Regions from separate parts of the Mus musculus genome. Here region 2 is linked to region 1. A link is a loop called in an ENCODE intact Hi-C map of the cell type or tissue named here. Cell type or tissue: left cerebral cortex. All regions are shown on one strand.

What was found. Hi-C counts contacts between places; a loop is a spot of excess contacts. Peaks named below come from ENCODE experiments on the same cell type or tissue, not always from the same donor. Only the 100,000 strongest peaks of a DNase experiment are listed, where the experiment ranks them.
Region 2: a loop joins it to region 1, with 2.7 times the contacts of the local background. A loop is called at or near these places in 3 of 42 quality-filtered maps.

The regions. Positions count from the first base shown.
Region 1 is chr2:123,307,919-123,315,918 of GRCm38, reverse strand. No RefSeq gene overlaps it. Among named protein-coding and RNA genes, the nearest start is that of Gm34430, 380 kb to the right of the region's middle. In left cerebral cortex, a CTCF peak has its summit at 3,512 (motif pointing left); DNase peaks (open chromatin) are centred at 3,067 and 3,495.
Region 2 is chr2:123,806,853-123,814,852 of GRCm38, reverse strand. No RefSeq gene overlaps it. Among named protein-coding and RNA genes, the nearest start is that of Gm39919, 12 kb to the right of the region's middle. In left cerebral cortex, a CTCF peak has its summit at 6,897 (motif pointing left); DNase peaks (open chromatin) are centred at 1,067, 1,389 and 4,934; H3K27ac peaks cover 1,253 bases.

The DNA of each region.
Region 1 (8,000 bases):
TTTTGAAATGTATGTATATTTCTCGTTTAAGCTAGAGACGACTGGATTATGACTTCAATTAGCACAAGAAAGATGACTCAGGGCTTTAAAGCTTTTTGTCACTATGTTCACATTGTACGCAAGCATATTATTCTGAGGGCTGCAAAGAAATGATTTTGAATGTGTTTGACATACAATAACAAACATCAGATTGACAGACATGCCATCAAAAATATGTATGGATGCATATGGAGAAAGTTAATGGCATCATTGGTTCAAGCCACAAACCCTTTGGGGAATAGACAATCTGGCTCTTCCAGCTCAGGTAAATTGGTGCTCCATGTGAGAGAAGCTCTCCCTCTACCGTGCCTGGAGTCCCATCAGCTCCAATACATCTCCCTGAAGGAGACCGAGAGGAGCACAGGAAGCTGGCTTGCTGCCTCTCTTCTGCTTCCTAAAGGACTTGGCTGGCCATGGGTTGCCATGTAACCATGGGAGAGCTTCTCTCTAGAGGAATAAGCAAACTTACTTCTGGCCAGAAAACCAGAGTCTGATTTTTTAAATTTGCACATGTGCTCAATGCTATTTCTGATTTATCAATAATGGATTAATAGCACTAGGTTTATAGATCTCCCCTATAGCTTATATATGTTTGTAACTGAATTCAGGAAATTTAGTTTCCAGAGTAAATATTGGGGTACACAACTCTTAAATGCAAGGTCACCATCCCTGACTTTCTTCCTGATCATGGTATTCAATTTTGTAAGCTTGGTACATAGTAACTGCTCTATGAATTGTCATTGACTAAGTCCTAAGTCAGAGTGTGACTCTGGGCATACTACTGTCTTTAGAGATTTAATCTCTCATACAAGTAAACAAGAGTGGACTAGATAATTTCTAAGTTGTCTTTCAAGATCCAAAATGTCCCATATTAGCATTCACCTCCATGTGAGAAGGTGTGTTCCAGAGCGTGATGCCCACAGAAGCCAGCAAAGGAAGCTGGATACCCTAGAGCTAGCATTACAGGAAGTGTGAGCTACCTGAAGTGGTGCTGAGAACTTTACTAAAACTGAACTCAAGTTCCATAGAAGAGCATTACTTGTTCCTAACCACTGAGCCATTGTTCCAGCCCCAAACCTACATTATCCTAATCAGTGGGAAAGCCATGTTTTATAATATGCTAATGCACATTGTAATTTAAAACTTATGACAGGCTAAATAATGCCTACCAAACAGCATATGGGTTTTTTCCCCCTTTAGAACCTGTGAATGTTGTCTTATATGGAAAAAGTGGCTGTGTCAAATGTGACTGAAATAAGCTTTTGAAATAGGGACAGTATTCAGTATGTGAGTTTGCTTCATGCATGAGCACAGATATCCGTTCTTATACACAAAGTGAAGTTTGACATTGCATGTCTGAAGCAAGATCTTGAACCATTGACTTTAAGGTTAGAGGAGTGGAGACAGGAGACATGAAAAGCAATGGGGCTAGCAAGAGTGGATCAAAGCTGGAAAGATAAGGCTCAGATCCTCCCCACCCAACACTCCACAACCAAGTCCTGCTGACACCATCGCTGTAGGCCAGTGAACTGGAATTTGGACCTCCAGAACTATAGGAAAATAAAGTTGTGCTCTTCTAAGCTTCTGAATTGGTGCATTATCTTTAAACATTGACAAGAAACGAATACAAGCATATACTGTCTTGTGATCAATGTACTAATGGCCTCTAAAAGTACATGGCATTCAGCTAGCATATTAATTATGCTCCTCGTCATTGTGGAAAAAAAAAAACTTCATAAGGTGGGAAAGCTTACTTCAGCTTCAGTTTAAGGAGGCATAGTCATGGTGGTAGGGAATGCCTAGCAGCAGGTCAGGAGGCCAGATGGTCACACTGCTTTCAGGGTCTGGAAGCAAAGACCAAGCAGAAAATGGTGCTGAGCTGTAAGATCTCAAAACCCACCCTGACCCAGTGCTTCCCCTTTTCCAGCAAGACTTCACCAATTAAAGGTTCTACATCCTTCTGAAACAGCATCGTCAGCTAAGGACCAAATATACAAACATCAAACAGGTGAGTCTGTGAAGGACATTCTTTTTTATTTTTATTTTTTATGAGAAAGGGAGAAAGGGGATGTGGTGTTGGATGGGTGGGGAGACAGGGAGGATCTGGGAAGAGTAGTTACAGGAGGAGAAAAGCATTATCAGAACACAGTGTATGCAAATTTTTTTTAATTAAATAGAAAAGAAGAAGAAATAGAAGCAACCAAGCTACTTTTGGGAGATAGGAGTCAGCACACAGAAGTGACAACCTCCAACAAATCATGTATCCTTTTTGAATAACGCCAATTTTGATCCACATGTTCCTTCAAACTGAAATAGGACACAGCTTTCCCTACTACTGGGTCTCTGAAAAAAGATGTTTGTCAATGTTGTATGTAACTATGAGAAACAAAATAGGATATAGCAACAACAAAATACCCCAAATATACACATTAGTAACATACCTACTTAATGTTACTGAAGCATGTCTATCTCCCTGTTCCAAAGTGTCCTTATTAATCTTCGATAACATCAGTGGCATCAGATCCTATCCAGACTGGATTCTAGCAGAGGACTTTTCAAATTTTAATATGCATAATATGCATATGAATCACCTGGGGATCTTGTTAAAATGCAAATTCTGATTCTGTAGGTCTGAGGCAGGACCCAAGGATTCAACACTGTAATAAGCTCCCAAGTGAGGTGGAGGCTCAGGTCTGCACCTACACCAGCAAGATGTCAGGGAACAATCTGGAAATGTCAGTCTAAGGTAGCACCAAGCCCACACTACCAGCAACAAAGCAGTGTGCAATTCTCAAACTTTTGCCAGCTTACCTTGAAATAGTCTCTCTGGGTGTGGTGCTATCTCTGTAGTTTACATTTCTGGTTCTGAGTTTATCTAGTAAGGAGGTCCCGTGTGCCTCAAGCCACATACCACCCCTGTGTCTGCCTCGAGCTTCTAATGGCTATTCCCGATGGGGAAGGCACTAGCTTTATAGAGACTTTGTCAGTGATGTCAGCAGCCACCGGTGCAATCCTGGCTCTCATCTGTTCCTTTCCATACCCTGTTCACATGTGTTTTTTTAGGTTGCAAAGACTTGCTCAACTTTTAGATAAAGATTTTTTTTTCTCTTGATTTGGGTTTGAATCTAGGCAAAAGACTCTTCAGGTTATGGGTCTCATGAGTAGTTATAAGACCCAGCTTCATCTCACAAACTGGCTTGCTGTTTGAGGTTTTCGCCAATATCTCAGAGCATAAGTCCATTGCTCCTGTTTAAAACTGACCCCACCGTGTTCAGTCCTCCACTGATCTCAGTTTATCAATTGAGTAATGACTCCGATTTAAGATATTTATGGAGCAAAGATAACTACATCCTTTGCTCCCCATAAAGGTTCAAACATTTCCTCCTCCTGCATCTGCCAAGAATTCTCCATCCGGCCTAGCCAGATTTCCCTGCCCTGTAGAGAAAATCTTGCCAGCTCTCTGCTGCCCTCTCATGGTATCTGTTAGTACAGCGTTCATATCTGCCCTTGACTGATCCTAACGGACTCCAGGGATGCAACACCTTTGTGGAGCCTGCAGATCAAACTAGCACGGCCAACTAGACGTCTACCAACGTTTTTTACTATTTTCTTTCAAATACAGATGACGAACATCCATAACAGAATTTTGCTTCTAACCTTGAAATTCATAAAAGCACAAAGGAGGGGAACTCTGGGGCATGTTTTAAAGATGAAAGAAAAGCCCATTTGGCTAACCAGTGCCTGTAGCCTAGCCGGAAGGATTTCAAGAGATCTTGTTCCCTGGGCTCCACACTAGTTCAGAAGAATATAAATGTCTTAGGGTGGTCCTAATGGCTTATATTTCAGCAGCATTCCTGGTGATTCCAACGAATATGAAGAGTGCCTCTGTTGGGCTGTACATAAGGCATAGGCATGCTATGAAGTGAATATGTAATATGTGAAGCTCACATATTACAGAAGGCTGGTCATATTAGATTTGTTAAGAAAAAAAAAAAAGCTAACCAGTTTTCACGAACCATCCCCCAGAAAAACCCAGAACAAAAAGAGATCTTGCTTTGTGTCTAGTGTTTGCTGAGCAGTTCGTGGACTTCAAGCAACCCTATTCTACACTGTTCAGACTGCCTCTGTGCTTAGCATTAAATCTTCACACTGGTGCACAGAGGACAAAAAGCCCTGTCTGTGTGATGCCCTTCCACTCTGTCCACTCAGGGAAGGCGTCTCTCTTAATGTCATGCTCTGCAAGCTGTATACTCCTCTCCTCAGTCAGCTACTTCTGTGGAGCAGACATAGATGTTGGAAGTTTGGATGGGTGAGACAAACAGGCAAGAATGCACGTTACATAGCTGCATTCTTCAGCTGGCTTGTCCACCCAGCTTTGTGCTCCAATTGGCTTGTCCTGCTAATGTTGTATCTGCCATGTCCAAACTGCATGAAAACTCATGTCTGTCCTCAACTCTGATCTTATCTGTTCAGCAGTAGCACTCTCCTGCCCAAGCCCTGTCACCAACTCTTGGTTCCTTAGTTGTGTACAGTAGGTTGCATTCATCATAGCATCATTGTCTTTGCATCAAAACATTGGGTTAAATTCTCCACCTCACTAACCTAGATTGCCTCTCATCTTTCTTCTACTTCTGTGTAACCCAGAAAAGGCAGTGGATAATACATTGCATGCTTATTCACAGTGGGGGTTCAGTAATACTTGCCAAGGGTATTTCCTCTAAGTAGCAGCAGTCCAATACTTGGAAATAAAATTCAAGTCCTGCTCAAGCTCAGCTGATTCTGATTCTGCCCCATCAAGGATTCTTGCCCAGCATCCCTTACTCCTCTGACACCAGACTCCTCTATGCTTCTTGCTTCTTGTATCACACAGGATCCTTTCAGTTCTCTATGTGACTTTATGCCACCTTTTCTCCCCTCTCCTGTTTACTCTGCTCAGCTGGAAGAGCTCTAGCAACTTTGAATTTGCATTTTTAATTAGGCATTGCATCGGATTTCAACTCAGTTATCCTGAGTTCTTCTTGCATTTAAGCTACCAAAGACTCTATGCACAGCTGTATGCATATGAATAAGACAGTATTTTTTTAAAATCTCTTAAGCCTTAACATTTTATATGAAGCAATGTCATTTTTTCTTTTTCCCATGAAAAGGTTGCTTATTATTTTTTAAGATGAAAACAAAGGCCCTCCTCAGGCAAAACTTACCTTTTTCTAGACCCCTTCCAACAACACACATTATTTAAAGTCAGGCAGAGTGCTGCCCAGCATGACCTTTCTGAAACAAGTGGAACACAGCGCTCTTTTTCTTAGCCCTACTCTGCATGGCTTTACCCCAAATCTTGCCCACTGTGGCCTCTCCCACTCCCCATGAGATGTTCTTTCTGGGAAGAAATAAATCTCATTCTGGTGACTATCTACTGAGCACCCACTACACACCAGTGTGCAAAGTATTGTCCAGCAAGGTGAAGAAAATGGCAGTATGCTGAGTGTAACCTACTGGTATACAAGAGAAGGGGCCAAGCAGAGAAAATGCTGATGGTAGTGGTGGTAGTAGTGGTGGTGGTGGTAATGATGGAGACTAGGGTGAGAAAAAAATCAGAGTTGAAAAGAAAGACATGGAATTTGGGCATGACAGATACAGCATTAGCAGGATAAGCCAATTGGAGAACCCAGGTATCTAGATCTAGGTTCCTTTGCCATCTAACTAAGCATCTTTCACAGTTCTCTTCCCTACATTTAGACTCTCTGCTACCCCTTCTTGATGTCCTTTGACTAAGTTAGTAAGCTGTTTCAAGCCTTCTTACCGTCCTTCTTTGGACTGTAATATTCCAAGTCTAATTAGCAATGATGAACACAGGATGAGCCTGAGAATGATGGGGCAGGGAATATGTTTTATCTCTATTGTTTAAATAAACTGAGAATTCAGAATCACTGCCCAAAGGAAACAGAAAGATGGGGTAGACCCAGCTTTGTGAGCAACTGATATGGGGAAACTCTGTTCTAAGTATTCTTGACCACCAGCTCTGTCAGAAAGCATCCAAGTTATTAATGGTATTTCTCATGCCAAATTATTCAGCTATTTATGTTCCACTGTTTATATTCACTAAATGTGACTAATTTTTTTCCATACTATTTTCATTAACAGTTCTATTAGGGCCTCTGCAAAGGCATTTATATGTATGTTTTTTCTGAATCCTCTGAATAGTCATAGGAGATAAAATGCATTGTAATCCCATTCTACAAATGAAAAAGCTGACTCTGGAGGCAGTTTAAAAATATCTGTGTATATGGTGTTGACTGAGATATTAACAAAGTGAAGCAAAATAGTTAGGTAAGTTAGGTAGTGAATGTATAGACAAGAGGCCGGACGGGCCAATAGGTGCCAAGATTGGGTACAGAGGGACAAACAACTTCAGAGGAGAGGAAGTTAGGATCATATAAGCAGGGTGAGAAGCAGTGTTGAACATCACCTTCCTAAGCTGAAATCTTATTCTGCAATTTCTAGTTGCTCTCAGACACTCACCCTTTCTGATCTTGTAAAATGAAGATTAGAAATAAGAGCCACCACACAGATAAAATAGTTAGTAGAAAGCCCAGCCATCTATTGTTATTGGAATCATCATTTCACATTAAGAGAATCCACATTCTTCTTTCAGTAGATGAGAGATGATCCAAAGTCACTGGCCCTATATGTCACTTAACATGCAAATACAACTGAGTAAAATATTTTCAAGGGCACAATGGAAAGGGCAGTTGACTAGAAGAACAATGTAAACATCTTAGAGTGGCAACAGGCATAGTAAAGGATAGTGCTAGTTGACCTTGCTAGGACAAAGTTCAGGGAGAAAGAACTAAGTGAGGAGACTGCAGTTTTCTTGTTCTCCCCTTACTACACGCAATCACACACACACACACACACACACACACACACACACACACATGCACACATGCATCCATGCGAAATATGGGTATCCTTACACGACTGAGATCACTGACTGATAGCCTTCTCCCTTAAGCCTCTTCATATCTTAGGTGTTCAGACCTTCCCATTGACCTTCCAGCTCTGATAAAGACCCTCAAACCACTAAACAGCAAACAAAGCCACATGATGGGCATACAGGAGATCCAATGCCCCATATCTTCAGTGGTGCACGGCACAGGGAAGGCCACTATAGTACCAAGTCCTAAGTCCCATATCTGATGGGTCAAGGCTGGCTAGCTCCCCTCTCCCCCTGCTTTCTACTTCAGGACTCTCTGAACCACTAACTTTGGCAGGGTTTTTCTTACTTCCTAGTTAGCATTCTGCAGTGTTTGTTTGTTTGTTTGTTTGTTTTTTCCATAAATTCCTTGAAAAGCAAAAACCAATGCATTTATTTCACATATATGGGGAAAGGGAGATTGAGGTAGGAGTAAGCTTTATCTACCTTGCAGATGGAAAGTAGTCTTTCAACTCAAATTTCTGCCTCAGAGTTGCTCTATAAATGCTTCCCAGTTTAAAAACCACCTAGGCAGTTTGTCCCAAGAGGCTTCTATACCTATGTGTTATTCTTACAGATAATTCTAGCTCTAGCCCTGTGCTGTGGTCTGAATGTGTAGGACTACCCAAAACTGTTTAAATTGCTATCCCCAAACCATGGTATCTATGACTGGGGCTTTTATGGAATTCATGAGCTACACATTCCAGCAAGCAAAGGATAACCTGGGTGGCCATCAAGCTTCTTGATATAGCTATAACAAGCATGGGGAAGGGACTTAGCATAAAGGGGGAGAATTCGCTGAGCACCCTCTGCCAAAAGACATTCCTCTATTATTTCTATGTAGAATATGAGCTCAGGGGGTACTGGTTAGTTCATGTTGTTGTTCCACCTATAGGATTGTAGACCCCTTCAGCTCCTTGGATACTTTCTCTAGCTCCTCCATTGGGGGCCCCCATGTTCCATCCAACAGATGACTCCGAGCATCCAC
Region 2 (8,000 bases), 500 kb before region 1:
GAGAGGATAGCAGGCAACCTCATATGGTGTTCTACTAATACCAGTTTTTAAAATTAATTTTTAGTACATAAGCGTGTAAGTGGTCTCCAATTCTTTCTTAAGCATATTATTTTCATTTTATTGACTAGCCCTGAATCTTTTTGTGATTGACCAGGCATGCTTGGGTGAATTTTTGGACTCTGATTTCCACTAATTAACATTTGAAATAAAAATGAATATATACATAGTTTCATGGAGATCACACAAGTGTATAATATTATATTTAATTTCACTAGCTATATCTTTTCAAAGCATGATTTTATTATTACAGTATATTGTCACAGTAAAGTTCCACATTGCAGGTGTAACAGCAATCAGGGATGTTGAGGAAGGAGTTAATTTGTAATTTAAGCTTACTTTGTCATCTTAAACAAGATGAGCATTAAGAAAACCAGAATTAAGCTCCCCTTCAAAGCCATTATAGCTGTGTCTGAATATAGTAACAGCAGAGTCTATGGGGACTGTTAATTCCAGCTCAGAGATGGGAGGAGGATGGGCACAAAAACAAATTACATGTGTGACATGTCATGGGACAGGAGCATTGCTTGGTTATCAAACAGGGAAAGCAAGGACCTCCACAACCACACTGCTACAGTGAACCCAGAGTAAGTGCTTTTAACCTGTCTCTAGCAATCAAAGGCCCCCGAGTGTTTGCCAGCTTCCAGGGTTACTTCTGCAGGCTATGGGGAGGGACTGTGGCTGTCTGGCCAGTCAGTCTGCACAGGGTAATGAAAATACATTATGGCGAGGCCTGAGTTACAGGAGAAGAAGAAGAAGAAGAAAATCAGAACAAAACTGTCTTTGGATACATCAAGCTCTCAGAACACTTCTTGGCCTTGCCTGATTCGCTTGTTGGGAATTGTCAGTGGCCCCCTGTGAGTGCACGCTTGCTTCCGCTGGCAGTGCTGTTCTCCATGAACAAAAGAATCAAACAGAAACACCAGTGTGGAGTTATGCCTTGTCCTAACCGCGCATGCCAGTCCACTTTGATCACAGGCTGGCTGCATTAGCATTCTGTCCTGGAGCTTAAGCGAGCCTATTCACACTGCTCGAGAGAAAACTTCCCGAGGTTCTAATGAATTGCTGTGTTTGTTCAACAGTTGTCAGGTGTTCCGAACGGTCCTAGCGATAGTACAGTGCTGTGTGTTTTATGAGTGACAGTTAGGCCACTGCACAAAGAAGATCTGTCCTTGTGGGTATGCACTGCCCATCTTGGAAATCTGAACACATCTGTAAATCACTCTTCCAATGAACTCGGTGCAGCCTGATTTAGAATCACTCACTTTGATTCTCCTGGCTTCTTAGAAATTCTTGCCTAAAGCTGCACAGTAGTTAAGAAGTTGAACGCAGATGCACAGCGAATGGTAAAACACCTACAAAGAAAACCGAGTTCATGGAAGGTCAAGGCAGAACTGAATTCACTCAATTACCATTTTCTTTATTTTAACTTAAGAAAGCTTGGAGAGTTACCAAAGCTGATGGAGAGGCACAGCTAAGTTGACTGAGTTTTTGGCAGCCTGAGGACTCACAAGGCAGGGGAGAGAGGCATATGCACTGGTGCCAGGCATGTCTAAAACCAAAATATGGATGGGCATAAACTCCGCCCTATGGGAACCCAGGGTATCTATGCTCCTTTTCCTAAAGATTTGGTAGTAGCTCTGTTTTGTTTTTTTTTTTAAAGGACAACCTCTTTCTGAAAGCACCACAAGATCAAAACTTCCAGTTTTCACTTGAACACACAGCAATATGATGTCATCCTCATGTAAGTTAAATTAAAAAAAAAAAAAAAAAGGAAAGGAAAGCTGGACAAATTACAGCTATCTCCTGAGAGGCTCTGCCAGATCCTGACCAATACAGAGGCAGATGCTTGCAACCAACCATCGGACTGAGCACAGGAACCCCAGTGGAAGAGTTAGGGGAAGAACTGAAGGAGCTGAAGGGGCCTTATCTGGCATCAATGGGAGGGAAGGCCCTTTGTCCTGTGAAGGCTTGATGCCCCAGTGTAGAGGAAAGCTAGGGCAGTGAGGGAGGAGTGGATAGGTTGGTGGGGGAGCACCCTCATAGAAGCAGTGTAAGGGGGGATAGGATAGGGGAGTTTGCAGAGGGGAAACCAGGGAAGGGGATAACATTTGAAATGTAAATAAATAAAATATCCAATTAAAAATGAAAACTGTGGTATAGTCTCCAATCTTCCCAGAAAAAAAAATGTATATTTACAATCTTTCCTTAACCAATAATAACAAGTAGTTCTAATTACCATAGCGATTGCTGGGACAACCAGGCTGATGAGGCCACTCAGAATATAATTAATTTTGCAAAACATTATTTTGACTATACACTGTAGCCCTAAAGACAATTAAGAGCTGTACCAAAGACTATATTCTGTCTAGTAAATATGTTTCTGCTTCTGAAGAGAAGGAGAATGCTAGGGCAGTACTAGAGGTCAGCAGGCAGTTGTGCTCTCTAGCGGAGGAGGGCACCTTCCTCACAACAGCCTGGCCCCTCAGTGTGGTTGTTAAGTACAGCACAATGAGGGAGCTCGGTTCCTCTTCCCGAGGAGTCTCCGTAGGGAGCAGCATCCTATGTCGTCGTCATCCAGGAGAGAAAGCTGCAGTAGTTAGTTTTTGCACACACTGTTCAGATCTGTAGGTAGACCAGAGAAAGGTGTGGCCAACTCCTTGAGCCTGACACAAGGAATGCTTTGCTGTTAGAATAGGCCTGGGGCATCAGGGGCTTTGCCATGTATGGACCCATGTCCTCCACACATTTGTTCAGGGTTTCACCCACTCCCTGCATCTCCCTGCATTTCTTATTTTCCAAATGCTCCAGATGTGATGTGACTTTTAATTCTGGGGCAGCTCTGCATTGTCTCATGTAGATACTTGAGGAGAACAAAGTTCTAAGAAGAACTTGAGATAGATTTGGAAGCCTGAACAATATCTTTTTTAAAAAACTGTTTTTTATGTTAATTAGGCATTTTCTTCATTTACATTTCCAATGCTATCCCAAAAGTCCCCCATACCCCCCCCCACTCCCCTACACACCCACTCCCACTTCTTGACCCTGGCGTTCCCCTGTACTGAGGCATATAAAGTGTGCAAGACCAATGGGCCTCTCCACTGATGGCCAACTAGGCCATCTTCTGATACATATGCAGCTAGAGACACGAGCTCTGGGGGGTACTAGTTAGTTCATATTGTTGTTCCACCTATAGGGATGCAGACCCCTTTAGCTCCTTGGGTACTTTCTCTAGCTCCTCCATTGGGGGCCCTGTGATCCATCCAATAGCTGACTGTGAGCATCCACTTCTGTGCTTGCTAGGCCCCGGCATAGCCTCACAAGAGACAGCTATATCAGGGTCCTTTCAGCAGAATCTTGCTAGTTGGGAACAAAACACCCATGGAAGGTGTTACAGAGACAAAGTTTGGAGCTGAGATGGAAGGATGCACCATCTAGAGACTGCCACACCCATAGATCCATCCTATAATCAACCTGAACAATATCTTGACAACCAATAAAGTACATCTCATCATTTGTGCTTAGCTAAAAGTTCTCACAAGTCCTGCCATTCCTTCAATAATGTCACCAACTTCCTTCCTTCTTAGTCCATCCAAAGAATACCTCATATTTTTCTAATTTCCTCAGCCACCATTTTAAAATGTAGTGTACAGGTGCCTCTGGTTTTGCCCATACATTTGTGTATGTGTGTAAAAGGCATGAAATTGACTTTAGGTGTTTTTCCTCAGTTAGTTTCCACTTTTCAGAGGCATGATCTAGTGCTAAACCCAGACCTTGCCATTGGTTTGAGTAGCCAGCTTCTTCAACTTCTTCTTGGCTTGCCTTCTCCCATCTCTGACTCCAGAGGGCTGGGATGACAAAGAGCTACCACACCTGCCCAACTTTCAGGTACTAGCAGGGGTTCTGAATCCTCTTCTTCAGTTCTGACCTAGGATTTGAAGTTAGTCTGAAGACCTTGAAATACCATGCTCTAAGGGAACTTAATCTGGTCATGCCAACCAAAGTTGTCATAGAAACCACTTCACCTATTTGGCTCTCCTCGCTTCAATTCAGGTTCCAAGCAAAGGTGGGACTTGGTTCTTACTCTCACAAAAACAGCTTACAACACAAGATGTTTTAATTCTTTATCATTTTATATTCCCCTTTAAATTTTGCATTCCTCTTCTTTAAGCACTTTGATATATATATATATATATATATATATATATATATATATATACACATACATATATATATATATATATATATATATATATATATATATATATATAAACTTACATTTTAGTATTCCTATTTCTGAGGTGGTGTATATGTACTTCAGAAGTAGAATCCATCTTTATTCTTCATTTCTGGGATTTATTATGTTTCTTTCACACTCTGAAGATTGTGAGTTTGATTCCTAACATTGAATATGGCATTGCTCTACTCAGCTTCTATTTCTGTCATGTGTATTTTACTTGGCTTGAGAATTATGTGTAAGTGCAGGAGGTGAGTGGATTCCAGCAGGCACCAACCTCATTTACTTATCATGACCTCTCATGTTAGTTTGTCAAAGTTTCTGTTACTTGTATCCTGGTGATGTGTTTATTTTCAAACTTTATTCTATAAAAATGGACAAATCATACCTGTTTATAAAAGATGAGTTAGCCATGTCTCAAATCCAGACTTCTTTAGACTTCTTTACTTTGAATTTCATTATTCTCCTCTAACCTGTAGAATGAGGTTGGCAGCTGAGTAGAAGGATAGAAACTTCTCTCATTTCCCCTGTTTATGTTTTTTTTAACATCATTTTTTTTCAGTTGAGATCTGCTCTAGAGTCTTGCATATTGGAGAGTGTCAAGTATTCTGCTGGCATTCTTCCTTCCCCACCCAATCCATCCAGAAAGTGAGATAATCTAAGTGTTTAGATGTCTCATGTATGCCTTTTGGGGAAACACATGCCACTAAGTTCTGAAACCTTCTGTTGAGCTTCAGAATTTGAAAAGGCATAGATTTTATTTACGTAGAGTACTATTTGTGAGGCATTTTTTTTGAGGGTTACAAAGCTTTTAATCTGACTGTAGACATAATTTTTTTTTAGCTTTTCCTCTCTAATTCTTTACTTAGGCAGAAACATCAAATAAACATAACATTATTCCAGCACAATGGGAAATTCTCTGAGTTATCTCTCCTCATTATATGACTAAGATGAGAACAAAGAATCTCTAAGGTATATATATATATATATATATATATATATATATATATATATATATATATCATAAGAGGACTGACCCTTAGGCCTCACACATACTAAAAAACCACTGAGCTGGGGGCATCCACATGCTTTGACTTTTATCTCCAAAGACATGAGGAATTTTTCTTTTTTAAAAGAATATCATTTAATGCAGTTTGTTGAAAGGTTTGAATATGCATCAGCATTTCATCCATTATATCGTAAATTATATTTAACTGTTTTTTTCTCTCTAAATGCTCATTTTAATGTTTTTATTTGAAATGAACATTTTAAAATACTTTACAATATTTAATGGATCCAATAATAGCTGTATCTACCAAAGAACCTTGCAGATTTATTGAGATTCCTTTTGTCTGATGTAACACATATTATGAGCTGTGAGTTAATGTATGTCCTGACCATTTGTAGCTATGGAAGAATTAACTCTTTCACCAGAGGCTGAATCTCAATGCCTATGAATGGCTCCTTCATCCTAACATATTCAAAACGTGCTCCTCAGACAGCAGATCCATGCTGTGTCAGAAAGGAAACATTTGCAGCTCAACTTTACATCCAATTCCCATGAAAACTGATTCCTAATACTTCATTCAAAGTATTAGGAATGCTTTGTACCTTTCCTGGGATGACCACATGATCCTCCAAGTACCTGCCAGAAAATGATTATATGTTGAGAGACAGCTAAAACCACCCTCCTGGCTTGGTGATTACCTTTGGAAATCCAGAGAGATCTTAATGTAGTGAAGTGAAGTCTATTTCATTGAAATCATGACTTAATCTGTCTCATTTTCTCCCTTCCTTGATGCTATTTGGCCTTGTGTGAGACCTTATGCAAATGAGAATGACTGCAGTGAACTTTCTGTGATGCATTCAGTAATTTATCCATCCATTCATTTACTACTTGAGCAAGCATTTATTCAATGCCTGCTTTCTGCAAAACACTTGGCTGGGCCCTCAGTAATAGCACGAGCATATGTGATGTTGCAAGCATGTAATATTGCTCCCCTTAAATATGCAAACTTTGTAAAGCAAATAATGAATTCTCTGGGAAAAAAGTGAATGGTTTGGGTTGCTCATTTGTGGTGCTATCTACCTGTGGCCAACACTTTGTCCTTGGGAAAACAAGTCAATTTCCCAGCCAAAGGTTCATTCCATTTCTTTGTGGATAGCATGAAAGAGATATTTCATTTAACTGATTAAATCATCTCTGTTATTTAAAAGAATAAATTTATTAGGTGGGATCTTAATATTGGGATAAAAAAAGGCATCTGTCTGTAGCAGGTCACCTAACCTCTGTGTAATTGTATCCTGATTAGAAGTTCCATAGACAAAAATCATCATTTGTGGAGGTAACCTGAGGGGCTTTATATGAGTGTATTTCCTTTACAAATTAAAGTATCAGAGACTAGTTATAAGGTCCTGTTAGTGTAGCAAAATAGAATAGCAGCTATCACTCATTACCTAACAAATTTCACTGGTGGTGACTACTTAGAGCAAGTCATTTTCTCATCATCTACATTGAACAATACTAAAATCAGAAGCTCAGACTGAAACTTATTCAAATCTAGCCTGTCTAATCCAGGGTCTGGGGTCAAGTCCTGCCCCCTAGAGGAGAAAGCCATGAACGTGATGCAGAGAACTGTGGGTGCCCTGTGGTCCCTACTTTTAACCCTGTGTCAGCTTACAAACATACATAGACAAAGTGTGACTGAGTGTGAAGGAGCATTGTTGTGAACTTGCACACACAGGAAAGGCTTCTCTTTCCTTTCCTTTTTACTATAGTGGGATAAGTAGCCAACCCAGCACACTGCTTCCTTGTAGCAATGAGTAAAGATGGCTTGGTTGAAATGTCTGTGTTTATAGTATACAGAGAAACACTTTGGCTCACTCAAAAGTGATTAGCTCACACTGGTGGATCATTTAATTTTCCAGAGGAACCTGAGATAAGAGCTGGGAGGTGAGATGCTGTAATTTGGAGGAACTGGAACACAAGATATGTCGGGATGCTGAGCCCCGCATTCAAACCCTGGCTGCTCTGTTTACAAGGCTTTGTCTTCGGTGCTGACTCCTCTGAGCTTCAGTTTTATCAGCTGAAAGTGAGGTTTAGAAATCAGGATGCCTTGAAGGATATGACAGATACAGTGTGGAGTTTGGCCACCTGTGAGATGGACACTTCCAGAGTCCTGCCTGCCTTGCAGGGTTCAGTGAGGACCAAGTGAGGAAAAGTCAGATTAGGTCTAAGGGGTAAGCTTTTAATGAATGTTAGTTATTTTATATTTCTTTTGTTACCAACTAAATACTTTTAGAGATCATAAAAATGTTTACCATGTTAAAAATCATCAGATTAATATTTCTACCACTGGATACATAATTTATATATTGATATGTCAAGTGGTTAGTAGTAGCATGATTTAAGACACTAACTTCTGATAAGAATGTCATGTATTTATATGGCATGTTTTTCCTTAAGTATGCTTTCACTATGTAAATAGCCTCTTTAAACAAAAGAATGGAGCTTTAACTAATGTAATGCTGGCCTATAGGAGATGGTAAATGAACTAGATGTTGAAAATAGACGGAGAAGGAGAACCACATCAAGGTCATTGACAGTGGGCCAGTTTGCACACTAAGTGTTTAGACCTCAGTGAGGCTGTGGCTGTGTATGTGGTTCTTCGTAATCTGCTGTCCCATCAATGTCTGGATTTATACC